2 separate regions of the Homo sapiens genome follow, and region 2 is linked to region 1. The links are chromatin contacts, found by Hi-C or POLR2A ChIA-PET in ENCODE. All regions are on one chromosome and are shown on one strand. Each heading gives the region's core, a stretch centred on a gene start or an enhancer-like site at or near the end of the contact. The rest is flanking DNA. Distances are from core to core; before and after follow the strand shown. Region 1 overlaps LINC02154 (long intergenic non-protein coding RNA 2154). Region 2 has its middle 53 kb from the start of LINC02154.

Region 1 (7,321 bases), core at 2,699-5,198:
CACTGCATTTCAGTGCCGTGTCCTATTAGACAGTTTTGAATAATACAGGACAGTTGTTTTGTGCCAGGTACTTCCATTTGGGGTTGTCTGATGTTTTCTCTTGATTAGAATCAGGTTATGAATTTTTGGTAGGAGAACTTTATAAGTGAAGTTGTGTCCTTATCAGCGTATTGTATCAGGAGGCACACAACATCACTTTGGTATTGATGAATCATTTGGTTAAGGTGGTGTCCTCCAGATTTGTCCACTGTAAAGGTACCTTTTCCCCATTTGCAATTAATAGGACCATTAATAAGGAGACATTTTGAGACTGAAAACCATAGCTTCTTTGGTTCCTGTTGTCCCTGTCTACTTCACGGGCACTTTTATGACAATATGTTAAGGACCAACCTTTTTAGCTTCATCCCACCTTGCTCTTTTTCTAAATGTCCTCTCTCAGCTAGTGGTATCATCATCTGCCCAGAGTCCCCAGATAAAAATATCAGGTATTTTTAACTTCTCCTTTTCCCCACACCCAAGTAAGCAACAAGTCCTGATTCTGTCTCAGAAACATCTCCCAAATCAGGCACCTCCTCTACTTAAACACTTAAACAACAGCCTCCAAACCAGCGTCTGTACTTTCAGAATATTCTGTCTATTCTAGGCCATCCTCCATGCTATGCCTAGAATTATTTACCCTGAACCTAAACCTAATGAGGTCACTCCTTGCCCTGCTTAAAATCTCTTATCTATTATTATCTGTTTGTTGATCTCACTTTATATATATATATATATATATATATATATACACATATATACAGAAAGTAAATGTTCAGGATCTATAGAATATCATCCAAGGCTCCATAGTTTGTCCCCAAGCTACCTCCTCATCCTCCTAATCCAGGCACCCCCCTTTTCCCCGAAACTCTGGTCAAAATGAATCATCACTCCCCAAACATTTCAAGTTCATTCAGAACCTTATGTCTCAGACCCTGTTATTCCCTCAATTTGGGATGCCCTTCCTTCGTTTATTCCTGTCACGCTCTCAGTTGGTCTTTTCAGACCTCTAGGAGATATAACCTTGTCTTTGAAGATTCTCCTATCCCCTTCCTCACAGCAGTTAGTCGTCCTCTGTCTAGGCCTATAAACTCCTCAATTGTCAAAACTGTTTCTCACTCAATATTGTACCTCCAAAACCTAGACAGTTCATAGTTGGTATTTAAGAAATGTTTTTTGAGTAAGTGAAGAATAGTGCAGCTGACAGTAAGCCTCAACAGTTGTCTGAAGAAACATGGCACTGAATATAAAGCTTTGTATATAACTGCATGAAAAATATATTTGTATCACAAAAACTATAACAATATATCTAGCCTCAAATGCATGTCAGCTTCCATTTCCAAACTTGCTTAATTTACAACTTAGTAGGCTTAACATCATTAAATAAGTTCAGGATGAGCAAGTAAATTTCCTCTTCACATAAACATATACTAACTGATTGACCGAGAGACTATTTTGAGTAAGATTCAAGTTCCGTTTTAAGGATTCTTCCCTTGATAGTAAATGTTAGCTTTTAAAATGTATGAGTCTTACCAAGTTGAATAAAACTTAGTTTCAGCCAGGTGCAGTGGCTCACACCTGTAATCCCAGTACATTGGGAGGCCGACGTGGGTGGATCCCTTGAGACCAGGAGTTCAAGACCAGCCTGGGCAACATGATGAGACCCCCATCTCTACAGAAAATTTTAAAAATTAGCCAGGCATGGTGTTGTGTGCCTGTGGTCCTAGATACTTGAGAGGTTGAGGAGGAAGAATCACTTGAGCCCACGAGTTCAAGGCTGCTGTGAGCCACGTTCGTGTCCCTGAATTCCAGCCTGGGTGACAGAGCAAGACCCTGTTTCAAAAACAAACAAACAAACAAAAAACAAAAACAACTTAGTTTCTAACCTCAGTAATAAACCAAGATTTATTTATAAAAGTAGGAGAATAATACCTGTCTCCCAGAAGGATATTGAGAGATACTGATTAAATTGAATAAGAAAAACATGTCTGAAAACAATTTGAATTGTAAAACAGCATACTAATATAACGTACTTTCTGACTCTCCAGTGAGTGTTGGCTATGATGATGTTAATGTTTTGCACTTAAAATATCCCCAGTTCTCTCTTTCCACTGTATTGTTATGATATTCTAGAGTAGCGCTTCTCAAATTTCAATGTACATACAAATCAACGGAGATTCTTGTTAAAATGTAAATTCTTATTCAGTAAGGCTGGGTTAAGACCCAAGATTCTACATATCTATGAAGCTCCTGAAGGCTGCTAGTCCGGCTTGTTTGAGGACCCCACTTTGAGGAGCAGAAGCCTTAATCAGAGGTTCCCAACGTTAGGTTCATCCAAAGAGTTTTCTAAAAGGTGTACCTAATCAGAACTTCCAAGGAAGAGGGTCCAGTTGGCTGTATGTCTAATCACTCTTCTTCTCCACGTGATTCTTAGGTGACCAGAACAATACCAGTAAATGGATAGTTACGGGGTTCAGGATATGCTACCCCCAAAAATGGCACCTTGGCATTTGAAATAATAGCAGAAGCAGGAAGGTTTCTCTTGGCTTTCTTTCACCGTTCTCCCCTGAAGCAGGCCATAAAAGAATTATCTGACCTTCCTCTAAAGTAGGCCATAAAACCTTCATTCCAGAGGTGTCCTTTCTATACCTGAGGAAAGGAATGTCCCTATCTCTGAAGGCAAAGGAACACAAAAAAGAATCTGAACAAACATGCCTTGCTAAGTTCCCTCTAGTTTATTACCATTAGACTGTCAACCTTAAATAATATGACTCAGAAAATATAATCAACTGTGCTTATTCGAGTTTATTTGAGTGCAAAGCTTGAGGATGGACACCCAGAAACACTGACTATAAAAGAATGGGTCAGCGTTCCAAAGTGGGAAAGTTAAGGTTTCACTTATATAGGCAGTTAACAGAGTTGCAACATTTTCCATACAAGGTCAATATATATGGTATAGCAGTTTGGTTGGTTATAGTTTGCTACATTCCAAGGTAGGTTGCTTTAGCATTCTGTGAGGAGGGGTGATGATCTGAAGGGGGTCTTATCTCTGGTGCCACAAGGCCTTTCCTAATGATTTGCAGGAAAAAGTAGAAGTTGCAGCTGCATGCTACATGACTCATGCCACATAGTCACATTCCTCTCAAAGCTCAAAATAATTTAAAGTTCCAACAGCTTTAAGTCTGAATGATTTAATTTTACAAGATCGTACCCTTTTGTCCCCCAATAATACTTATGCACAACTATCTATAAAAAGTTTGCCCTGTTTCTTTGAGTATTCATTTCTGAAGACTCCCATGTCGTGTAAAATTTATATTAAACAGATTTGTATGGTTTTCTCTCATTAATCTGTCTTGTATTATAGATGCCACAGCCATGACCCTTACAATGGGTGAGAATTTTTTTCTACCCTACAATGAATATTTGAATGTTCTACAATCTAGGTACTCAAACTGTGGCCCAAGTGCTGGTAGCATTAGCATCAACTGGAAGCTTGTTAGAAATGTAGAATCTCAGATCTCACCCCAGAATGGACTATGGACTCAGAATCTGCATTTTAATAAGATTCACAATTCACAGGTAACGTGTGTAATGTGTATGTTAATTCTAAGAAGCACTATTTTTAATTACATCTTATGTTCAAAATTCATTATTTCTCTCACTGTTTCAGAATCACCAAGAACCATAAACCGAGGATACTGCGCGCGCGCGCGTGTTTGTGTGTGTGTGTGTGTGTGTGTGTGTGTGTGTGTGTGTATGTAAGGGTAGTTATTTTAACAGATGTCACCCGAGCCTTTGGAGCAGCTTTACTTAGGATTACATTGATTGAGTGCTTTAGGTGTAGAGAATGAAACTCTGAGGACATGATCTGAAAGGAGATAGTGAAACAAGGAAATAGTTCAAATTCTTTGTATGTAACATGAACTGGAATTGAAAGCTGAAATAGGAGAAGAGATGAAGGTCAGAGTCCTTTCTTTAATATATGAATACATAATAATCATATTTTAAATGATTGCTTTTTAGTATAGAGATTTATACTTCCTCTTCCCTTGTCATTCCAAATGTTCATTCACTAAATTGTACTCTCATGTGAAAATGCTTGGGATATTTGAGGAAATTGAGTTAATCAAGTTTCGGGAATTCAAGTCAGTTTCAGGTCAATTACAAAGAGGTGGGTGGGGGTGATCTTAGCTGATGTCTGATGAACACCAGCTAGTTAATTCTATATAATCATACATAAAACAAACAGACTTTTATTCATAGTAGTTTGTAATGTATTCATATCCAGATTGCCCTGATCACAAATAAATTGGTCAAAGTGCTAGAAATATTACATAAGAAATAATTTAAAATGTTCCGTATGTACTGAAATATGTTGAGAAAATTTCTACCAAAGCCCAAGTTGTGTCCTAGTAGTAAAGTAGAAATACTGTTGTTGAAACATTGAGTGTATCATGGCTTGGAGCCCTGAGAAAGTTGCAATTTCCAAAATTGCTTGATTCGCTGAGTTAATTTAGTTATTAGAATAACCTGAGTCATTGCTAGAACTTTAACTAGAATAATGCATCTCGATTGAGGTTTTTTCCTCCTCCTTTACCTTCCACTTTCAGGAAAAAGAAAGAAAGTTATGACTAGCAAAGTTATTTTCCAAAGAGTTATTCCTAAAAACATATTTCAGATGACATTAACACCTAGTATGGAGTATTTTCCAAATAGTAAACAATGAAAATATCCCTGTTATTAGGAGAAAAATAGTACTTTATTTTAAGACGTACAGCATTTATCTTTACCAGTTAAGGTAAAGTATGCGATAACACATAAACCCCAAATCTCAGTGGCTTAAGAAAATAGAAGTGTATTTCCTTTTCATGTAAGGTCCAAAAGAGGTATTCCTGATAGATGGGTAACATTCCTCCAAGCGATAATTTTGGTACCCAGGCTTCTTGCATCTTGTGGCTTTGCATTTTTTAACATAGGACTTACAAGGTCACGGTGACACAGGATTTTTCACAGCCCCTTTGCCAGACTTGCAGCAGGGGGCACACCCTCTACACGGCCCACCGGGCCACATCTGGCTTGCATTCCGGCCTGTAACTCCTGCAGCTGCACAACTGCATCCTCAGCCCCTAGGGGGAGGGAACACATGAGTGAGTGAGTGTGGGGTCCAGCTGGCCACTCCAAGTGCCGACACAGAAGCAAGTTCCATGCAGGGCCTGCCGCCAGACCAGGCATGTTGCCCCAAGGGGAATGTGGTGGTACCCAGGCAGGGGTGCCTGTGACCCCAAAGCCCCAGAGTGGCTGTTACAGTGTGCTAATTAGCTCTTTTTGTTCTGCTGTTCACAGCCAGATGGACTGCAGTATGTTAGCAGCTAGTCAGCCTATTGTCCCCCTCTGGCCCACAGCTCCAGGACCAGCATGGCTCTGGGACTGGTTTGGCCCTGCCACTGCTTCTGTTTTGTGCGGCGCTGCCCCCCCACTGGTGAGGGCAGAGGGCCAGTGCCACAGCCTTTCTGGGTACCCACATTCAGTGGGTCTAGAGCTCTTGTCCCGCATCCAAGAAGAATGAGGTCATGCTGACTGTTGAAGGGTGATGAGGGCAGAGAATTTTATTGAGTGACGAAACAGCTCTCAGTGGAGAGGGGATGGGAAGATTGAGTTGTCTCTTCCCTGAAGTCAGGTCGTCTCTCCCCCAAAATCAGGTCATCTCTCCCCTGAAGTCAGTTGGCCTCTACCCCAAAGTCAGGTCACCTTTCCCCCAAAGTGAGATCATCTCTTCCTCAAAGTCAGGTCATCTCTTACCCCAGTGTGGCTGAGTCTGGATTTTTTATAGGCACAGGATAGGGGAGGGGCAGGCCGTAGGTAGCATTGGAAAAGGCAACATTCAGTTGGTGTGTGAGTATGCAAAAACAGTTAAAACAAAGGCACCAATCAAAGGTGGGCACAGTGTAAAAACAATAAGGGAAGAGTAGGTATATGTAAAATCGGTGAAAGGTGGGGATAAATCAAAGGAAAGCACACCAAATGGGACGACAGGTTCTCAATCTGGTCTGTGGATTTGACTTGTAACTTGGCCTTCAGGCTTTAAACAAGCCAAAGACAGGCTTGAAGGTGGGGTTTCACTAGGGACCTGCCCCTGTCTGCCTAGGCATTTGTCTGCCTCCTGCTGCTATCAGCAGCCAATAAGAAAGAACATGGAGGATGGTGCCTGGAGGTTTTTAATGGGCTAGACCTGAAAGTCACTCATTTTACTTCTGTCGGCATTCCATTGACCAGGATGCAGTCACATGACCACACTTAACTGCAAGGACAGCTGGGAAATGTAGCCTGGCTGGGTGCCCAGGAGGCAGAGGAGAGGGGTTTTTTTCAACAACTAGCTAGTCTATGCCAAGAAGATCTGTTCTTCTGTGCCTCCTTTATCAATTTTTGAAGCCCTAGTCAGTGAAAAGTTATGGTCATAATTATGCATCCACTACTGAATTCATAACTATAAAACAAAAACCTCACTGAATTAATGCATGGTATTAACCAAAGTATGAAACCAAGGGTTGAAAACAATTTTTTAAGTTCATCTTGAGCTGGATAAAAATTAAATTGAAATATGCCTGTTTCTGGAGACTTGCAGCTAATTCAAATGTCACTGTCATTATCATGTGGAGAGCTGTCACTTTACTTCATCTGGAAGAGTCACTTGGTACCATGGATCCTTAGAAATGCTATGTGCATAAATAAATGTTGCCTCCAATTGCTTGACAAAGGCAAGCGGCCCAAAGAAAAAGCCACTCAGGTGGAGACAATTAAATGTGATTGCAATTGAATGACTCAGCTGGGGATGGGGAATCACAAGACCTAGGAGAGAAGGAATTGTGTAGGAGTGGAATTGTGTGATCAAACCTAGGAAACAGTTGGCTAATCTCAGAGCAATCAGTCTAAAGGCTTTTCATGTAAATGTAGAATCAGAGATTTGAGGAAAACACAAGGGTCTAGGAAAGCAGGCCCTATATAGCAGTAGCCAAATGGAGTAAGAAAAGACAAACAACTGAAACAGTTTCTTCTTTATGACATGGGTAGCATGTCCATTAAATTTCTAAAGCTGCACACACCTCTTTGTTTGTGATGAAAGAGGTCAGGAAATCTCATGGACTGTGCATAAATGAAAGAAAGTGCCTGGCAAGTCATCTTATTTCCTCTTTTAGTGTTATCTCCAGATGCCCTCCTGTGAGGTGACTTAAGAAGGCAGCCCTTCCTGAAAGAGGAAGCACACAATGATAACAGCTGCCATTACTGA
Region 2 (7,321 bases), core at 1,350-3,849, 36 kb after region 1:
TTGTATTATCCTTGAATACCTAATCTATGGACTACACATATCATTTGACCCTAATACAAGCCTGATTTTAAAAAAACATAACACATATTATGTCTAGACTACAATCAAGCTTAAAAGTTTTACAAATTCCCTGGTTTTACTGCCTGTAAGTATGTATTTCTAAAATCTCACTTTAGGGAAAGGAAACTGGCGGAGGTGGAGTGGGGAGTGAAGACAGGAGAGTGTCTTTCTCTGCTGTATAGGAAATGGTTTGGTTTAATCTGAAACCACAATCACCATTTTATTCCATGAATCCCCAGTGCTCCTAGAACACTAGATCTTTTTCTTTCCAGTGCCCCTTCCCTACTGCAGTGGAAACTCCACCTGATATTCTTACCACCACTCTTTGTTCTTCTGCTTACTTCTGCCCACCCCTATCGTGCCCAGTTTGCATCGTTTTGTTTTCTTGCTGGAAATAATGAACTTCCCATTTCCATGCTACAGGTTGATTCTCTTTCATTTCTCAGTAGCCTTCACTTCTGTGTGTCATGGTTGGTTGCTTTCCCCCTACCTCAGGGTGCCTCTCTACCCATTAGGGACTAGAGTTCAAGTTTAACACTTTGCCCTCACAGCTGTGTTTTGCTGCACTCGATGACATAATATTATACCACTGACCTAAGAGTGGAATGACTTTAGTGTGTATATCAGTCACCTATTGCTGCATAACAAATAATCCTAAAATATAACAACTTCAAACAACAATATTTATTACCTCACAGTTTCTATGGGACAGGAATCTGGGAGTGGCTTAGCTGGGTCCTCTGGCTCAGGTCTCTTAAGGTCTGTACGGAATCAAGGCTGGAATCAAGGTGTTGAGCAGGGGCTATAATCATCTCAAGGCTAAGCTGGGGGAGAAGACACTTCCAAGTTCATGCAAGTGGTTGTGGGCAGGATTCGCTTCCTCAAAGCCTGTTGGACTGAGGGCTCCATTCCTAGCTAGCTATTGGCCAGAAGACACCCTCTGTTTCTTGCTGCATGAGCCTTTCTGTAGAGCAGTTCCCAATATGATGGCCTGCTTCACCAGAGAGAACAAATGAGAAGAGTCAGAGAGAAAGCACAGCTGAAATAACATTCTTTAGAACTTAATCTTGAAAGTAATATCCCATGACTTGTGCCACATTCTGTTTGCCAATGTCAAGTTACTAGGTCCAGCCCACACTCAAAGTGGGGACTACACAAGGGCATGAACACTGGGAGCGGGGAATCGTGGGGGCCATTTTAGAAGGTGTCAACCACTGTGTAATGGTGCAACGTGGCATAAAATTTTTAAATTCACATGGATTTAAGCAGCAAAGTGTTTAGAGATCACTACTCTTTGCCAGTTTATTCCAAAACATCAAATCCACTCAGAACATGAGAAATCTAGGCTAGAACTGTGTGTATGAGATAACAAGTCCACCAGGACCCTGGCTCTGATTTGTACGCAGTGTGGGCCCAAGCTGATGTCCTTCCTGCCCTTTCTAGCAACCTCCCTATCATCACCTGCTGGCTTTTGCATTTCTCCTAGCCCTTTCAGACACCCACCTGCCCATCCATCTACCTTCCTACCACTACCAGCCCACTCCCTTGCTCCTAGTGTCTGCTCCACTTTCTGATGCCACATGCCTGGGGTCTCCCAAATGGTCAGTAGCCCAACTCTCTGGATATGGTCATCCAGCTATCTGAATGTCCCCTCATCCACTTAAGCTTGATCTAGTCAAAATTTCTGTTCTTTCCCAGTCTGGAAGGCTAGTTCCTAAGAACTTGCTTCTCCTACTCTGGTCCTTCGTATTACCTGATAACCTCTTGTTCTGACCCATGAAATGGACCCAGCTGTATGTTGAGTTACGGAGAATAGCCAATAACATCATGGAAAATAAATTTGTTAAATGGATTATGATTGGTTTTATGTAGATAAAAAACGGCAGCCAGGAGAGCCTTTTGGCTGAATTTTCCAATTTTTCTGCAGGGTTTTTTTTTTTGTTTTTTTTTTTTTTTTTTTTTAGATATGGATACAATTGAAAAGTTGGCTCCTGTATGTTTAGGGAAGCTGCTTAAGAAATTGTTGTGAAGCTACTGTCTCTGTGAAAATGAAGAGAGGAGGGTCATCAAAAGCTAAGAAGGAGACAAAGAAAAATGGCGACTAAATGCAATGTGGTGTCCTGGGTGGGATCCTGGAACAGAAAAATGACATTAGTGGAAAAACTGGTGACATTCAAATAAAGTCTGGGATTTAGTTAATTGTAGTGCACCAATGACAGTTTCTTAATTTTGACAAAGGTACTCAAGTCACGTAAGATGTTAACCATGGGGAAATTGGGTAAGGGGTTAAAAAAATAAACACTGAGGAGAAATTTGGATAATTTTTATGTTGTGAAGAAACCCTTCAAAAAAGCATAAGGATGTGGGTTTTGTTTTGTTTTGTTTTTAAGAGGATGTGATTCCAGGATCACTTCTGTTTCCTCCCCAGTCCAGATGCCATCTCTTAGGTCAAGACTGTGAGGCAAGCATTTTCCAAGGGAACCACATGCTCGGTGTCCACATTCTTCCTATCTCAGAATGGTTAGAAACAGATGTTTCCACACAAGAATTTCAGCACAGAGTCGGTTTCCCTGCTGAGAAACACACCCACGCTCATGTGTATTTGTTAATTTCTTCCCAACACATAGCTTTCGATTGTAGCAATAGTTTTCCAACCACAAACATATGAAGTCCTGGCCTCAGTGGCCTCCCAGAAGTGCATATTATTATCAGGAAAGCTTGGCCAGTCCCCTAGATGAAGAAAGATGTGAATTTCACTTCCTGACATTTTCAGTGTGAGTGAACCCAGGTAAGCATGTGTCCCTGACCTCAAATATGGTTTTTCCATTTATTTTGGATGGCCACTGCTGAAAAGTATCCTGCTGAAGGGGTAGGTCCAAATCAATCTGGTAAGCATATTGCAGAGGAACTAAAATGAACCCCTTTCTAGTGTGACCACCAGATCGTCAGAGAATGTGTTCAGCATGACATCTCCTAATTGTGGCTTTTTCCTGCAACTAGGGAGAGGCCAAGCATAGTTTTTTGAGGAGTGAAACTTCCAGCAGCAAACCGCTTGGATAATTACTCAAGGTTTTCCCTACAGTATTTTCTAAGGCAATGTGTAAGTATAATTAAGGCTGTTTGAACATGTATTCTCTCCGCAGGATAATAAGGATAATATGTAAGAATCTGTTGCTGATTTATGTGTTTGCTGTCTTCAAGAAAGACTGTGACAAGGCTTTTCAAATGGAGGATCTGATTTTTGCTCAAGACGGTGCCTGTTTTAAAAGTAGTTGTTTTACCACTATTAGAATATTATTTAAGGGCGGGGCACACCTGTGATCCCAGCACTTTGGGAGGCCGAGGTGGGCAGATCACCTGAGGTCAGGAGTTGAGACCAGCCTGGCCAACATGGTGAAACCCTGTCTGTACTAAAAATACAAAAATTAGCCGGGCATGGTGGCGTCTGCCTGTAGTCCCAGCTACTCAGGAGGCTGAGGCAGGAGAATTGCTTGAACCCAGGAGGTAGAGGTTGCAGTGAGCCGAGATTGTGCCATTGAACTCCAGCCTGGGGGATAGAGAGACTCCGTCTCAAAAAAAAAAAAAAAAAAAAAAAAAGAATGTTATTTAAGAAAATGAAACATCTATACAGCCAGTGTCTCCCTTGCAAGACAAAAGGATCACCCTTTTTAAAATAGGTTAGTAAAAATCAGTAAATAAGCCTTAATATGAAGAGATGCACTGATGATAAAATTATTAACTTAATGATAAAATTATTAATAATTATTGGTTTATTTTTCTGTATTTTATTACAGAGAAAAGTTGTAAGAACAATGTGTTTTCTTTCTTTCCTGTATAGATCATGTTCTTCTTATGTTGTGAATAATGTTCTAATTTCTTACCTGCTTGTGTCTGCCATGCAGACCAGCCTGTGGATACCACAGTGCTGGACAGGGAGGAATTAACTTTCATTTTATAGCTCCATGATGTGTATATACCCTGGGGCCACGTGGGATATCATCTTTGTAGGATAAATAAGTTACAAGGCTGAAGTCTTTGATTTCCCTATGGAGTTCCGGAACCTTCTCCTCAGGGCTGTTTCAGAGGGCAGTGGCATCACACTTCACAGAGATCAGGAGAATGGGACCTGTCTCAATGACATTGCCCACAATAAACAGTAATTAACATTTTCAATTATATGATATCAATGATACTATAATCCTGAGTTTCTCACCCTTGGCACTATTGACATTTGGGGACAGATAATTCTTCGTTGGGGGCCTGGGGGTATGTCCTGCTGTAACTGCCCAATGGGTTCTCCTTGCCCACTGTCTAGACAGAGCCAAGTTACCAAGACAGGGAAATTGTAATAGACAAAGAGTTTAATTCACGCAGAGTTGGCTGCATGGGAGACCAGAGTGGTACGGGAGACCGGAGTTTTATTATTAGTCAAATCAGTCTTCCAAAAATTCAGGGATCGGGGTTTTTAAGGATAATTTGGTGGGTAGGGGGTCAGAAAGTGGGGAGTGCTGATTGGTCAGGTCAGAGATGAAATCATAGGGAGTGGAAGCTGTCCTCTTGGTGCTGAGTCGGTTCCTGAGTGGCAGCCACAAAGCCAGATGAGACAGTTTATCAATCTGGGTGGCGTCAGCTGATGCATTGGAATGCAGCGTCTGCAAAATATCTCAAGCACCGATCTCAACTTTTACAACAGCGACTCTTAAAACCATAATTTTTAATCCTGTGGCTAATTTGTTACTCCTGCTAAGGCAGTCTAGTCCCCAGGCAGGAAGGAGGTTTGTTTTGGAAAAAGGCTGTTACCGTCTTTGTTTCAAAGTTAAACTATAAACTAAGTTCCTCCCAAAGTCAGTTTGGCCTATGTTCAGGAATGAACAAGAACAGCTTGAAAGTTAAAAGCAAGATGGAGTCACTTAGGTCAGATCTCTTTCACTCTTACAGTTCACGCAGTTATAGCTTTTGCAAAGGTGGTTTCACTGTGCATTGCAGGATGTGTAGCAGCGTCTCTGGCCTCTCCCCATTAGATACCAGTAGTATATCCCAAGTTATGACAACCAAACTGTCTTCAGATTTTGTGGAATGTCCCCTCGGGGGCACAACACCCCCCCACACACACACAGTTACCCACACCTCTTTGAGAACCACTGCTATCTTCAACAGGGCAGAAATTTTTGACCAAGAGCATCTAGGGAAGAGGCCAATGATGCTTCAGGTTGAAAGGTTTTAAAAGCCCATATATTACTGCCTTTTTAATGCAAGCAAGATGCTGCAAATGCGGGCAATCGTGCAAGCACATAGGATCTGGCTTTTGCATAGGGATGGCCACGCACTTTACTAGGCCTCTAGGTTGCAATGGGCACCCCGGGAGAAGGCTGCCAGAATTCACCCCATAGGTGCAAACCAGCCCACCAGGGAAATCATGCCTGGGCCAGAGTAAATAAACACAAGCTTCTCTAAATAGCCCAGGCAAAGGAAAGAATGAAGGACAAAGAAGGCTTGCTAGGCAGGCATTTGTTTCTTGCATGTAACCTTTTTTTAAAAAACTTGAGATAAAATTCACATAATATAAACTTCACCATTTTAGTCACTTTAAAGCGTACAATTCATGGCTTTTAGTGCAACCATCACCTCTATCTAATTCCCGAGCATTTTCATCACTCCAAAAGAAACCTATATCTTTTTTTTTTCTTTTTTCTTTTTCTTTTTTTTTTTTTTTGAGACAGAGTCTCACTCTATTGCCCAGGCTGGGGTGCAGTGGCATGATCTTGACTCACTGCAACCTCTGCCTCCTGGGTTCAAGCAATTCTCTTGCTTCAGCCTCCTGAGTAGCTGAGATTATAGGCATATGCCACCATGCCCAGCTAATTTTGTTTATTTTTAGTAGAGATGGGGTTTCACCATGTTGGCCAGACTGGTCTCCAACTCCTGACCTCAGGTGATCTGCCCGCCTCAGCCTCCCAAAGTGCTGGGATTACAGGCGTGAGCCACTGCGCCTGGCCTAAGAAATCCATATCTATTAAGCAGTCACTCCCCTTTCCTTCCTCTCCTAGTCCCAAGCAACTACTAATCTACCTTCTGTCTCTCTGTCTCTGTATATTTGCTTATTCTGGACACTCCATATAAATGGAATGATACAATATATGGCCTTTTGTTTCTTGCTTGTTTTACTCAGCATGTTTTTAATGTTCATCCATGTTGTAGCATAGCTCAGGACTTCATTCCTTTATATTGCCAAATAATATTCCATTGTATGGGTATACCACACATGTGTTTATTCATTCATCACTTACTGGATATTTGGGTTGTTTTCACCTTTTGGCTATTATCAATAATACTGCTATGAACATGCGTGTACAAGTTTTTGGTTGAATACATATTTTAATTTTTTTGTGTATATATCTAGAAGTGGAATTGCTGGGTTATATGGTAATTCTATGGAGAGTAACCAACTTTGTAATCTGTAAATCTAAGGTGGTTAGCTTTTATTCTACTATTATTTAAAAATTTTCATTGACCAGACTTGAACACAATGCCAGTGATAGATTCTAAAAGGCCCTAGAATAGGCCTTCCTTAACCTTGGATTTCAAATGCTCTTGGAAAATCTCTGGATTAGTTGCAAGAGAACATAAAGCCTCTAGAAATTGGGTGTCAATTTTGTGCGTGTGCAAATGTGAACGTTACTGAGGAGAAGGTTCGTTGTTTTTAGTAGGATCTCAAAGAGTTCCACGAGCCCCTCTGAACCTAAGACCTCTGCATTAGAAATATCATTCAGCTGCTTTAAGAAAGAAAAGGATTGCAATCCTGGTGTTGGTGCTTGAGAGTGGTGTGATCACTAGCAAACATCAACATTTCTGAGCTCCTCATCTGTAAAATGGTAGCAATGACAATACCTACCACATTGTGCTATCATAAACCTTCACAGTAATTATACCTGTGGATACATCTAAGAGAGCCTGGCACAAGGGGGCTGCTCAGGATGTGCAGACTGCCCTGGGGAGGGGGCATCAGTTCATCTTTTGGATGTTTGAAAGTCTTGTCCTTTATTGAATGTGTCCTGAACAACTCATCTTCTGTAGGGGAGATCGAACACAAAAACAGACTCTTACACTGCTAAGAATAGATATGTTTTACAAAACACAAACTGAAATTAATGTTCTTAGAATGTCTAAGTAATTCCTTGAAAAAAACTTCTTTTTAGGCTACAACTAATAAAACTAATTTAATAAATTCAAACTCCTCTCCTAATAATTTGATACTATCCTC

What was found. A loop is a pair of places that touch in the nucleus more often than their neighbours do. ChIA-PET counts read pairs that join two places held with the same protein, here RNA polymerase II (POLR2A). Pooled maps may share reads with other maps.
Region 2: a loop to region 1 is called in a map of astrocyte of the cerebellum, with 3 times the contacts of the local background. The contact joins two enhancer-like sites. A Hi-C loop is called at or near these places in 2 of 168 maps with a recorded cell type or tissue (B cell and astrocyte of the cerebellum) and 2 of 50 pooled maps. POLR2A ChIA-PET finds 5 or more read pairs at or near these places in 2 of 52 experiments (OCI-LY7 and activated B cell).

The regions. Positions count from the first base shown.
Region 1 is chrX:13,283,723-13,291,043 of GRCh38, reverse strand. All of the region lies in intron 1 of LINC02154 (long intergenic non-protein coding RNA 2154), which reads left to right. Among named protein-coding and RNA genes, the nearest start is that of LINC02154, 16 kb to the left of the region's middle. Within about 2 kb of position 3,948, at least 2 of the 41 ENCODE cell types and tissues checked have a DNase peak (open chromatin) inside an H3K27ac peak, as active enhancers do.
Region 2 is chrX:13,246,714-13,254,034 of GRCh38, reverse strand. No RefSeq gene overlaps it. Among named protein-coding and RNA genes, the nearest start is that of LINC02154, 53 kb to the left of the region's middle. Within about 2 kb of position 2,599, at least 3 of the 41 ENCODE cell types and tissues checked have a DNase peak (open chromatin) inside an H3K27ac peak, as active enhancers do.